Linked DNA regions of Homo sapiens: regions 1 and 2 are each linked to region 3. Evidence: chromatin loops called from intact Hi-C (ENCODE). Cell type or tissue: PC-9. All regions are shown on one strand. Region 1 has its middle 26 kb from the start of MIR8057. Region 2 has its middle 11 kb from the start of MIR8057. Region 3 overlaps KCTD1 (potassium channel tetramerization domain containing 1).

Region 1 (4,000 bases), 140 kb before region 3:
AAAGTTTTTAAGCAACAAAGGCATCTATACACAACATATATCTAAGCTAAACTTTTTTTTCTAGTACTCAAAATTAGACACTTAGGATAGTACCAATCATGCTAATTCTGCCAAATAGACAATAATTATCCAAGACTCCAGAGAAGGCCGAAGACTCCAGGGAAGGCAGAGCCTCACTCTATAGGCAAAGAGAAATGGACATTGGCTTTCCCTGGAGGACTGTAAAATGCCAACTACTTATTCTTACAGAAACACTGGGACAGATGATTTCTGCAGTTTGTGAAAGGAAACATCCAACCATAAATGCAGTTCATCTACGCATAGTTTTCCAAATATCGGTAGAAACACAGCTACTTTAATTCTAGATAATAACAACCCTGATTTGGAAAATAGTTGAAAATAGTTGGAAAACAGTTGAATTTTTCAAGTATCAGTAGAAATGCAACTACTTTAATTCTAAATAATAACAACCCTGATTTGGAAAATGGTTGAAACTAATTGGATTTGCAGCACATCGAGTCGTGTACAGAACTGTAAATTAAATTGGCCCACAGAGTCAATCTTGAAACAGTCTTGCCTTAAGGTCCTTCCTCGTTCACCTTTATCCTTATCACAGGATCTGGGTGTCTGAGAAAGATGAAGAGAGAGGCATCGTTTATTCTGAGAATGTGTTTTCTTGAGTCCTTGATTTGCGGTTCTCTGAGGACAGAGTAGGTAGGTGGTAGGTGGAATGCACCTAGTTCCTGAAGCAAAGGCTCTAGTCCACTTGGCAGGGTTCTCTGAAACCATAATTTATCCTACAGGAGTACTGACAACACTAAATATGCTGATTCATCTCCTAATCCATTCAATTAACTTCTTGGAGGTAAATTTTCTTTTGAACCCTCACACTTGAACAACACTTGACAATTTCTAAGGGCATTCCCACTGAGTCTGCATAACCACTTGTAAGATAATTGTCTTGCCTATTTAGCAGATGAGAAAAATAAGATTTAGAAAGATAAAAAGACTTGCTTAAGGTCACATGGCTTTGAGTGCCAGAGTCTTTTTTGTTTTTTTTTAAACCTAGGTCTTCTTATTTACCCAAGTTCAGCATTTTTTCCTCATTAACACTGCCTTCGTAACTGGGCATAGGCGGAACCAGTCAACAAAGAACTAATTATTTGTGCTGTGATGTACTGTTATAGCTTCAAAGTTCACATGGACTTTCTGTCTTCCTTTTTTTTTTTTCCTTCTTTTTGTTTCCCTCTCCCTCCCTTACCTTGCCTGCCCTCCTTCCCTCCCTCCCTCCCTCCCTCCCTCCCTCCCTTCCTTCCTTCCTTCCTTCTTCCTCTGATTGCTTAATGCCAAGCTCACAGCTGTGGTTTTGGGGATAAAAACAAATACATTTAACTAAGTTATCTCTTCTACCCACACTCTTTTATTTCTCTATCCAACTTTTGGTTCAATTATAACCAACATATGGGAGATTTGGACACCGCATTATACATGCCAAAACCATTCTCTACCACATAGGAGGCTGTGGCATAATTTGAAAAATTACATGCATTAAAACAATATTGTTGGCTACTTAAAATACATGTCATCATTTATAAAACATTATTCCCTCTAGCTTCTCATATTTTCAGCTCAATAATAGTACCCAATTGATGGAAAGACTCTTGTTTATCCTGATTTTCCCATATCATATTTCAAAAGCCAAATTGTTAGTCATCCTGTCTATTAAGAGCCTTTGCTCCTCAAACACGGCATGGGAGAGAGATATGTTGAGGAGCGTCAGCTATGATACACATCTTTGTACGGCAGTTGACAGCATACATTCCTCTTGGCTGACATAACTAGCTCTGTGGATTACTGTAATGCCTGTTCCTTGACCCTGAATGTAATAGTATTCAAGACATACTCTGTTTTTTGAGCAGTGTTTTTGAATGGACTTAGCCTGGAGAAATGACCTGGAAAGGTTATTTTGGGATGGCCAATTTGTTTAAAATGCATGAGTCCACTACTCACAGGTTCATAGGTGTTAAGTGAGCAGAGCAAGACATACCCAGCAATTCCCACCCCTTTCTCTTCCTTACTCCACCAAATCAAGGTCAGGCAGAGTACACTTAACAGTCTGGGCAAAGTTCTGTGTTTATTTGGTCAATAATAATAATGGCAAGGTTTGCTTGTTTTCCACATTACTGAAATACAAAACAATTGAATTTATATGTAAAACTATTGATGGAGATTGAGCATCTTGTTCTCTTTGAAATAGCCTCCCAAAAGGCAAGGTCTCTGTCCATCACCAGGAGAGTGGATTAGCAAAGTAAGTCTAGATTGCATTACAAGTAATGGATTAGGCTGGATGCCATGGCTCATGCTTGTAATCCCAGCACTCTGGAGGCCAAGGCAGGAGGATCACTTGAGCCCCGGAATTTGAGACCAGCCTGAGTAACCAGACCTGGTCTCTACAAATTTTTTTTTTTTTAATTAGCCAGGCATAGTGGCACATGTCTGTAGTCCCAGCCACTCAAGAGGCTGAAGCCCAAGGATCACTTGAGCCCAGGAGTTGGAGGTTACAGTGACCTATGATTGTGCCACTGCACTCCAGCCTGGGTGACAGAGTGAGACTCTGTCTCTTTATGTATATATGAGTGTGTGTGTGTATGTATGTATGTATACATATATGTGTGTGTGTATATATATATATATATGTATGTAAGGGATTAGCTGTAAACATGTGTCTTAGATGGGCCTCGAGGGAGTTGTACAGAGTAAAAAAGAAATAGGCATATAAAACAACAATCCACATCTGGTAGGAACATATAAAACAAGGGAATAAACCTTAAAAACCATGAGGAAGGCCACCTGTGGTTGGTAAATTTAGGGGAGAGGATGGGGATTAAAGCATTTGATCAATCTATCAATCAATCAATCACAGACCCATGATGATGAGCCATGTACTGTAGAGTATGGTTAATTCCAACTCATCACCTGAGGTCCAACAATAAAAAGAGAAGAAAAAAAAAAAAAAAGAAACACTTAAAAAAAATTATTGTCTGCCATGACAATTAAAAGCACTAGTGGGCCTGGTGCAGTGGCTCACGCCTGTAATCCCAGCACTTTGGGAGGGTGAGGCAGGCGGATCACCTGAGATCAGGAGTTCAAGACCAGCCTGGCCAACATGGTGAAACCCCATCTCTACTAAAAATACAAAAATTAGCAGGGCGTGGTGGCGGACACCTGTAATCCCAGCTACTTGGGAGGCTGAGGCAGGAGAATCACTTGAACCTAGGAGGCAGAGGTTGCAGTGAGCTGAGACAGTGCCATTGAACTCCAGCCTGGGCAACAACAGCAAAACTCTGTCTCAAAAAAAAAGCACTAGTGATCCCAATTCCTATAGCTAGTGCTGAGATGTTTCTTTACAGTCCACGTCCTTTCCTTGGAAATGCCTTTTGTCTCCAACCAATAAAAACATGCCCATTTGAAAATAGGTAGATAAGTGATCACATTCTAATCAGAACGGGGTAGAATGCTGTATCTCAAATTTCTCAGGGGACCAGTACTGTAAGGGGACAGGATACTGAGGCTGGAGGAGACCACCCAAAACAGATATTTCTTTGATATTTCCTGTTCCAGCTTTAAGACCCAAGTTGATTTTGCACTCTTCTCATAAGAGATCTTCATTTGCACATCAAAATGCTCAGTACTACTTGTTTCTTATATTATTTAAGTCTCCCATCCCCTTCTCTATCCACGGACTCCTCCCCTAAAACCCTGAGTAAATCTGACAGACTAGCAAAATATCCTCATTGATGCTGTTTTTCTCCAGTAGCTTTGACATAACCCACCCTTGCTCCATAAATGAGAGGAGTAGAAAAAGTTCTCACCTGACTCACAGGTTTGGTTCAGCCACTGAGCAGCTGGGAGCCACAGAACCAGTCATTCAGTCTGCTGAGCCTCAGGACTGGGCTGAGTTGGATGGGGTGGGAAGGGATGGGGGGCAGTTATTTACAAA
Region 2 (4,000 bases), 99 kb before region 3:
GTCTCAATAAATAACCATGCAATTGTGTCATTTCGAACGTGAATATTTCTATAGGATAACTTTCTGAAATTAGAATCATTAGATCAAAGGGTATATGCACTTTAAATTGTGGTTACATATTGTCAAACTGTACTCCCTACAAAGTTCTGCTAATTTACAATTCCACTAGTACAATGTGTTCTTGTTAGCTGAGAGGTGGAAAAACAATAACTCATTTAGTTTAATTTGCTTTTCTCTTATGAGTGAACTTGGTCATGTTTAAATAGGCTTAAGGAGCCATTTGCAGTTACTTTCTATAAATTGCCTGTTATTATTTGCTGACTTTTTTTTTTTTTTTAGACGGGGTGTCACTCTGTCACCTAGGTTGGAGTGCAGTGGCACGGTCTTGGCTCACCTGTAACCTCCACCTCCCAGGCTCAAGTGATCCTCTCACCTCAGCCTCAGAGAAGCTGAGACCACAGGCACGCACCAATATGCCCCGCTAATTTTTTTTTTTTTTTTTTGGTAGAGACAGGGTTTCACCATGTTACCCAGGCTGGTCTCGAGCTCTTGAGCTCACGCGACTTACCCACCTCAGCGTTCCAAAGTGCTGGGATTACAGGCATGAGGCAGCATGCCCAGCCCTATTTGCATACTTTCCTATTGGGTTGTTGATCTTATTGATTTGTAGGAGTTCATTAAGTAATAGGCCCTTGGTGATTTCTTGAAGTTTATCATGGCTAAGTTTACTTATGATGGTTTTGGCCATGTAAAAAATATATATTTTTATCTTTTAAATTTTTATGAAACCAAATTTCATATATATTTTATATAGCTCCCTAGGTGTTGTGTTATATTCATTCATTCATTCAACAAATATGTATGTATTTATTTATCTAGAGATGAGGTCTTGCTGGCCTTGAACTCCTGCACCCAAGAAATCCTCCTGCCTCAGCTTCCCCAGTAGCTGGGACTACAGGTATGTACCACTGTGCCCAGCTCAACAAATATTTATTGAGAGTATACCAGGGGACACAATGTTCTAGGTACTGGGGATATAACGGTGAACAAAGGCCAGGCATGGTGGCTCATGCCTGTAATCCTAGCACTTTGGGAGGCTGAGGCGGGAGGATCTCTTGAGTCCAGAAGTTTGAGATGAGCCTGGGCAACATAGTGCCATCTCATCTATCTAAAAGATTTAAAAATTAGCCAGGCATGATGGTGTGTGCCTATAGTCCCAGTTTCCTAGTAATACTATGGAGGCTGAGGTGGGAGGATTGCTTGAGCCTGGAAGGTTGAGGCTATAGTGAGCCATGATCATACCACTGCACTATAGCCTGGGAAACAGAATGAGACCCCATCTCTAAAAACAAAAACATGTACAAAACAGACACAGGTCTGCACTTATGGAGCTGATATCCTAGTGGAATATTTAGAGAAGTCAGATGTATTATACTCAAATTGTTTTTGTTTGTTTTACTTAACATATCATAGACATCACCCATATGGAAATCTAATTCTTTTTCATATTTGTATAGTATTCTTTTTCCAACACATACCAAAATGTTATACCCAGTTCTTTACTGAATACAAGCCATACTATTAGCCAGGGTCAACAGACTTTGTCTTATGGACCAAATCATAAATAGTTTAGGCTGTGTGGGCCATACAATCTCATCACCACTATTAACTCTGCTATTTCAGCACAAACGCAGCCAAGACAACATGTTCAAAATGAGCATGGCTGTGTTCCAGTAAAACTTTATGTATGAACACTAAAATTTGAATTTTATAACATTTTCTCGTCACAAAGTATACTACTGATTTATCTGTTTATTTATGCATTTTTGGCCACCCATTAAAAAATGTAAAATATAATACATCCTTAGCCCATGGGCCCTACAAAAATAGATAGGGGGCCGGATTAGCTGCAGGCCATGGTACGCTGACCCCAGCTCTAAGCCATTTTGCCACACTCCCTCCCCAGTGTCCTCTGGTATGTGAGTTTCTGTGGCTTCTTTGAGAATCATATTTAGAAACAATGGGAACTTCATTGCCAAGGCTGACAGAGGTGATAACAATAGTAATAATAAATCACATCCTTGGGCTCCACACCAACGCAGGCTGAGAGTGTGCTCTCAGCTGCTGCTTGCCTAGCTATGTTGGTGAACAGAGTGTGCCCTGTCCTTATCAGAATTTAGATCTGACTGAATGATAAAGGTGCTAGGTTCACCAGGGAACCACACTGAGCTCCTATATCACCCTGGGTATCCTAAGTTCCCTTACTAGATGCAAACCGCGCCCACTGCACAGTCCACCTATTACTCAGTATCCCCTGACCCTACTGTCCTTGTTGTCACTGCACTCAGGACACCTGACATCATATTATGCATTCGCGTGATTCTTGTTTGTCTCCCCGGCCAGAAGCAAGCAGGAACTTTGCCTTATTCACTGCCTAAACCAAGAGCCTGGAATGGGGCTTGGCACAGGGTGGGTGCTCAATAGTTGTTTGTTGACTCAATGAATCACCTCTCTAAGTCACCCACTTGGCTTTGGGCAGGTGGAGCCTGAACTCTCAGAAACATGGAAAGCCTTACTAAAAATGGAACTTACCTGCTTCTGAGAGAATCCACAAGGGCTATGTTACCATTGGCCAACTTCTCCACACTGCTAAGTAGATAGAGATGAGGCAAAAATGGGGGTAGCTCAAAGTTTCATCATCCTATACTTCCTTTGTGACTCAAAGGATAAACGGGGCTCCTTCCAATGTGTGGGAGACCTAAGCACCAAGAGAGGGTGCCCAGCTGAAGAAATGGCTTCAGTTTTCCCCTTCCAGCTGGAGTCAAAAACAAGCTTTTTAAATGCCACTTATTGTTCCCAGGCTGTGGCTTGGCCATTTATAGACTATTTCGTCATTATTAAATATTTCTGCATGCTAACATGAAATAAAAATATGAAAATTTGATGATGGGAAATAACTTTTGTGTTTTGCATGTAATTTATGGAAAATCTGACTTGTTCCCCAAACTATTTCTATGTTACACTTATATTTTAAGAGAACACAGCTAAATTATAAGAAGCAAATTAAGCCTCCTCTTAGGGGAAACAGTACAGAAAACCCTAACTTTATCTAAATCAGGTGGAACTCACCAGATGACAATTATTGAAAAAATTTACAATTTTCGTTTTCTCTGGGGTCATCTGCAAAATTGTTATGTAATTTAATTAGTTCCTAAGGTCATGCATAAAATAAAGCAATTAACCAATCACCAAATATGTTTTGATTGCCAAGTGTGTCCAACACTAATTGGACACTAACTGGACATTCAAAACTTTGGATGCTTTGTGTGTGTGTGTGTGTGTGAGGGTGAGAAAAAGCTCACACTGTATAAAATTAACTTATTTTCTACTGGAGGTATTAAAAAGATCCAATAAATATGTTTAGAGCACTGACTGTGTGCCCAGCTAGGTGCTGGAGGTATAGTGGAGTGAGACAAATAAGGAGTTTGCAGTCTGTACATTTCCTACTTGTTAAGTCTTCATCTTGTATATGCATCCAGTATTTGGCGGACTGAAAAAAAAAACAAAACAGGTAAAAACACATCCTGTAGGAACTATATGGGATACATAAAATAAGCCTGGCTTTGTTGAGAAGCCCTCCTATTTCCTATGCAATTGGCATGTGGTAATTATGTTTGCTTTCTAATTCCTAATGAGCACTTCTTAAGTAATTGGTACCCTGTTCATGCTCCCCAGTACTAAGAATTACACTGGATAACCTCCACGGAAGTGTGGATGTGTAATTTGATCAACTGGAAGGGGTAAGGCATCCACTGTAATTGAAATCAGTTTCCCTGGTGCATTTAATATTGGCATAGAGGAAGGGAAGAGAAGTCATATGTAATTATGATTAAAAGGGAGTTTCTCAGGCATGTCAAGGGCTCCTTCATACAGTCACCTAGGGAAGAAATGTGTAAAACCATACTATTCCCATGGGTTAGAGCCCAGAGTCTGCAATGGA
Region 3 (4,000 bases):
CTTCACCGTCTATACTTTTCCAGTTGACAACATAAGCAGGTATCACTTTTATAATTAAATATCTCCAAATGCTAAAGATGTCATTTGTAAGTAGCCTCTGAATCTCTTAGCCAGCAAAATAATTCTGGACCAGAAACTAAATGAAATCTTTTCCTAAAGTCCAAACCATATGTCCCATGGCTTGGAAGCCTAGACATAGAGAAAAAGAGGCATTTCTTGGCAAAGGAGAGCCAAATGGATAAAAGGGCCCAACCACCCGGGCCCTTCCCTTTTCTCGCCATCCTCATCCTGTGGTCCATCTGTCTTTGCACTTCTTTCCCCAGCCTCACCCCTGAGCAGGATGTCTCCACCCTCTCTGGGTTGGTCCATCCTGCAGCAATGCAGATGAGCCCTCCCTCTGTAATTACCATGCATGGACCACAGGGGAGAGTTGAAAGGATTAACCTGCTGGCCTCTCGGTAAAGCCAGGCCTGGTGTCGAGTTACATGCCTTGGTTCATGAGGTGGCATGGGGTGCCCTAGACAGTGCAGCATGGGAAGGGTGGGGGGTACAGAGCCTAGAGCCAGAAGACAGCTTCGGCAGAATTGGCAGCCTCTTCAAGCTAAACTTCCTTAGCTGTAAAGTGACAAATCCCGTAAGAGTTTTCAGGATTAAGTGTAGGGACACAGCACATAATAGAACAAGAGCTGCAAGGTAAGTGGAGATGAAACCTCATGTGTACTACTCTTCCCAGAGGTTTCCATTGCCCTGAGAATCCTCTTTCCCATCCCTCCTTAGGCCTCTTTATGATTGTACCAGCAGTTTGAAAGGAACCTCAGGAGTCTTGGGGTGTTTCAGTTTGGTTTGGTTCAGTTCAGTGTAGGGTATCTTCTCAGTCTACCAATGATTTCCTTGACCTCATTTTAAAGATTAAATGAGATATAAACCCTTAAAGCAGCCAGCTCACTCTTTGGCACATAATGCTATTCAATGAGTAGTAACTGGCATTAGAGCCATTGTCCCCCGTAAGCTTGAAGTTGACCATTGTGCCAATCACCACAGGGGCAGCATGGTGGGGTCTGGAGCCACCTCTGTGTCTACCCAGCCATGCATCCTTGAGTGTTACATATTTGTGACTCGGTGTCTCCATTTGTAAATGAGAGGCTGAACTTGGTTGTCCTGGAGATCCTTCACAGTTTAAGAAAGTATGCTCTGACACTTCAGAATGACAGGGTCTCAATTGATGTTGACTTGCCTCCTCGTTGGTCTCTCTGCTCAACCTCCTTTACACTGGTTCTCAACTCAGTTGAGACTTGGAGAGTTTTTTTTAAAAAAAATACAGATGCCTGGGCTTCATTCCCAACCAATTACATCAGAATAGCTGGGGATGGGGGCCCAGCATCATTATTTTTTCAGAGTTGCCCAGGTGATGCCACTGTGTAGCCAGGGTTAAGAACCACTGCATTATGCAAATGATGTAGTCAAAGCAAGGCAAAACAGACAGGATTTGGATAAGCCAGAAGCTGTGTCTGTGAGAAGGCGTGATTTCAGATGTGGCACCTTGACTGTCTCACTCCTAAATGTGCTCTTTTACTTACTGTCCCTGACAACATAGCCTGACACCAGTCGCTATTGCCCTTGAGACCAAATCTAAACTCCTTGACCCGGCTCACATGGCTTTTTACGATCTGGCTTCTGCTGCTTCAGCCTCATTTTTCAGCCAGCCTGACTACACCCCAATAGAGAGTAATCACATGGCAGGGTTTGGCTACAAGCCTTTGTATCTTCCGCACCCTTCTCCCTGCTTACCTAACCTTACCTCCTGCCCCTGTACCTGGCCAACTTCTTCTCCTTCAGGTCTCCAATGAGCTTTCTCTTTCTTCCCTGCCAACCCCAGATTGAGTTAGGTGAGCCAGGTGCACCTCCTGAGCCCACTGTGCACACCCAGTGACACACTTGATCACACTGCACTTGACCCACACTCCCAGCCCCGACGACTTAAATTCCACAAAAGCAAGGACTGTGGCTTATTTACTACTGCATCCCCTGTATCTGGCATAGTGAGCCCCCACTAATACTGGTGGAAAGAGTGAATGAGTAACTGAATGATTACACAAGAAACAAAGAAATTCTTAAGAACCTGAGTCACAGGAAATTAGAGATATCAGGTCCATAAAATGAATGAATACACAAGAAAAAATTCTTAATGAATGATTCACGCTAAGCCAAATGTAGGATCCTAGCCCCATACTCTCTTTGACTTAAGACCATTCTTTAATGCACAGTGTGGACAGCACACGATGCCAGGGAGAGTGGAGAGAACCAGACTCACTTCCCACCAAATGGGCTTGGTTTCCTCAGAGATTAGGTCTTGCATTATTTGCTCTATAAACAAGAGTAATCAACAGAGTGCTAATTTTTTTTTTTTAAGACAAAGTCTCGCTCTGTTGCCCAGGCTGGAGTGCAGTGACATGATCTTGGCTCACTACAACCTCCATCTCCCGGGTTCAGGCAGTTCTCTGCCTCAACCTCCCGAGTTGCTGGGATTACAGGTGCGTGCCACCACGCCCGGCTAATTTTTGTATTTTTAGTAGAGACAGGGTTTCACCATGTTGGTCAGGCTCGTCTTGAACTCCTGACCTTGGGATCTGCCCACCTCAGCCTCCCAAAGTGCTGGGATTACAGGCATGAGCCACCATGCCCAAGCCTCAGAGTGCTAATATTAAAAAGCTAATATTGAGTGGAATTCAGTATCTGTCATTTTTAATGAACTTTTTTTTAGTGAACATATTTTGAGTGAACTTTCCAATCTTATTAGTTAATGAAATATGTACAGTAAAATAATACAGTGTTTGAGATTTACCTCAGAATAACCAGTGGAAAGGAGAATGAGGCATAGAGGTAGAGTTGAAACAAAATTAACCAGGAATTGACAGCTTTTGAAGCTGGTTGATGGTCATATGGGGGTTCATTCTATTATTTTCTCTGCTTTGGCATAAGTTTGAAATTGTTCAAAATAAAATGTTTTAAAAAGTAAAAAAAATAGTTAAAATAGTAATGATCATCCTTAAAAAACAAAAAGAAATTGGTGGAAGAAAGTCGTTCTCAGCATTGCCACTTGATTCAATGAGTGAAAAAAAAAAAAAAAAAAAAATTCCAAAACCAGCCATACATCGTCTGGAGCCAGCTTGGTCTTGGCTAGTTGGAAAACAGGAATGTTCTCCAAGGTTAGTAAACTGTAATGAGTTCCACATAGTTTTCAGGCATCAGAGTTTACAAATCACTGCAGTTTGATTTGTAACTCCATTCACATGTCCACAAGAAATACAGCCTGTGCCGATTTTCCCCATTATTTGCTTAGCCAAACAATACTTTTCCACAGCACAGTCCTGCCAATCTCAAAAACCACCCAGGGACGCCATTTTACGACCCTTGGCACCACGTGCCCCCTCCACTGTGTTTTCACAACTCCAACGTTCCTCCTTTTAAAGTTGGCAGAAATCAGCAGCCCTGCGTTTCTTTTTATTACTCCCAGCGTTTGTTGCTTCCAATGGGGAACGTTTTCTTCTCTGAGAGGCTTTCACCTCCGCCAGGCCTGTGCCTCCGCGGCCCAAGCACCCTTCCCTTCCAGCCCTTTCCTCTTTCTCTCCACACCCCTTGCCTGCTCTGCTTCCACGGAGCCCACGCAGCCTTTTCTGCCCTGGCAGCGCGCGTTTTTCAGCCCCTTCCATCGGGTCTGGCCGAGCTGGCCGCCAGCGTTCCCACGGCCTGGCGGGGGGTCTGCGGTTTCACCAGGCAAGGGGGCCCCCGAGACAGGGCCTGGGCCTTTCTTGCTGCCCTTTGACTGGACCCCCTCATAAGAAAAATTCCCTGGCTAGGTTTCCTCTTGTGCTGGGTGGAATTCAGGCCTTCCTCAGCTTTTCGTCTCCTCTGGTCTTGGTGGAGGCCGCCTGAAGAGTCCACTTCTCCCCACTGTCTCTCCCACCCGGACGCCCAGGCGGCCTCTAGGTTATTCGTGGGG

Evidence for each region. Hi-C counts contacts between places; a loop is a spot of excess contacts. Peaks named below come from ENCODE experiments on the same cell type or tissue, not always from the same donor. Only the 100,000 strongest peaks of a DNase experiment are listed, where the experiment ranks them.
Region 1: it touches region 3 in a loop (15-fold over the local background); 1 of 110 quality-filtered maps calls a loop at or near these places.
Region 2: a loop joins it to region 3, with 7 times the contacts of the local background. A loop is called at or near these places in 1 of 110 quality-filtered maps.

What each region holds. Positions count from the first base shown.
Region 1 is chr18:26,615,159-26,619,158 of GRCh38, reverse strand. It overlaps a transcript of KCTD1 not described here. Among named protein-coding and RNA genes, the nearest start is that of MIR8057, 26 kb to the right of the region's middle. In PC-9, no CTCF peak of the experiment used is centred here; a DNase peak (open chromatin) is centred at 1,788; H3K27ac peaks cover 1,764 bases.
Region 2 is chr18:26,578,609-26,582,608 of GRCh38, reverse strand. It overlaps a transcript of KCTD1 not described here. Among named protein-coding and RNA genes, the nearest start is that of MIR8057, 11 kb to the left of the region's middle. In PC-9, no CTCF peak of the experiment used is centred here; a DNase peak (open chromatin) is centred at 2,448; H3K27ac peaks cover 2,382 bases.
Region 3 is chr18:26,479,174-26,483,173 of GRCh38, reverse strand. The region is part of intron 2 of KCTD1 (potassium channel tetramerization domain containing 1); the gene reads left to right. Among named protein-coding and RNA genes, the nearest start is that of LINC01543, 58 kb to the right of the region's middle. RefSeq lists an enhancer at 1,468-2,667. In PC-9, no CTCF peak of the experiment used is centred here; DNase peaks (open chromatin) are centred at 403 and 2,143; H3K4me3 peaks cover 1,486 bases; H3K27ac peaks cover 4,000 bases.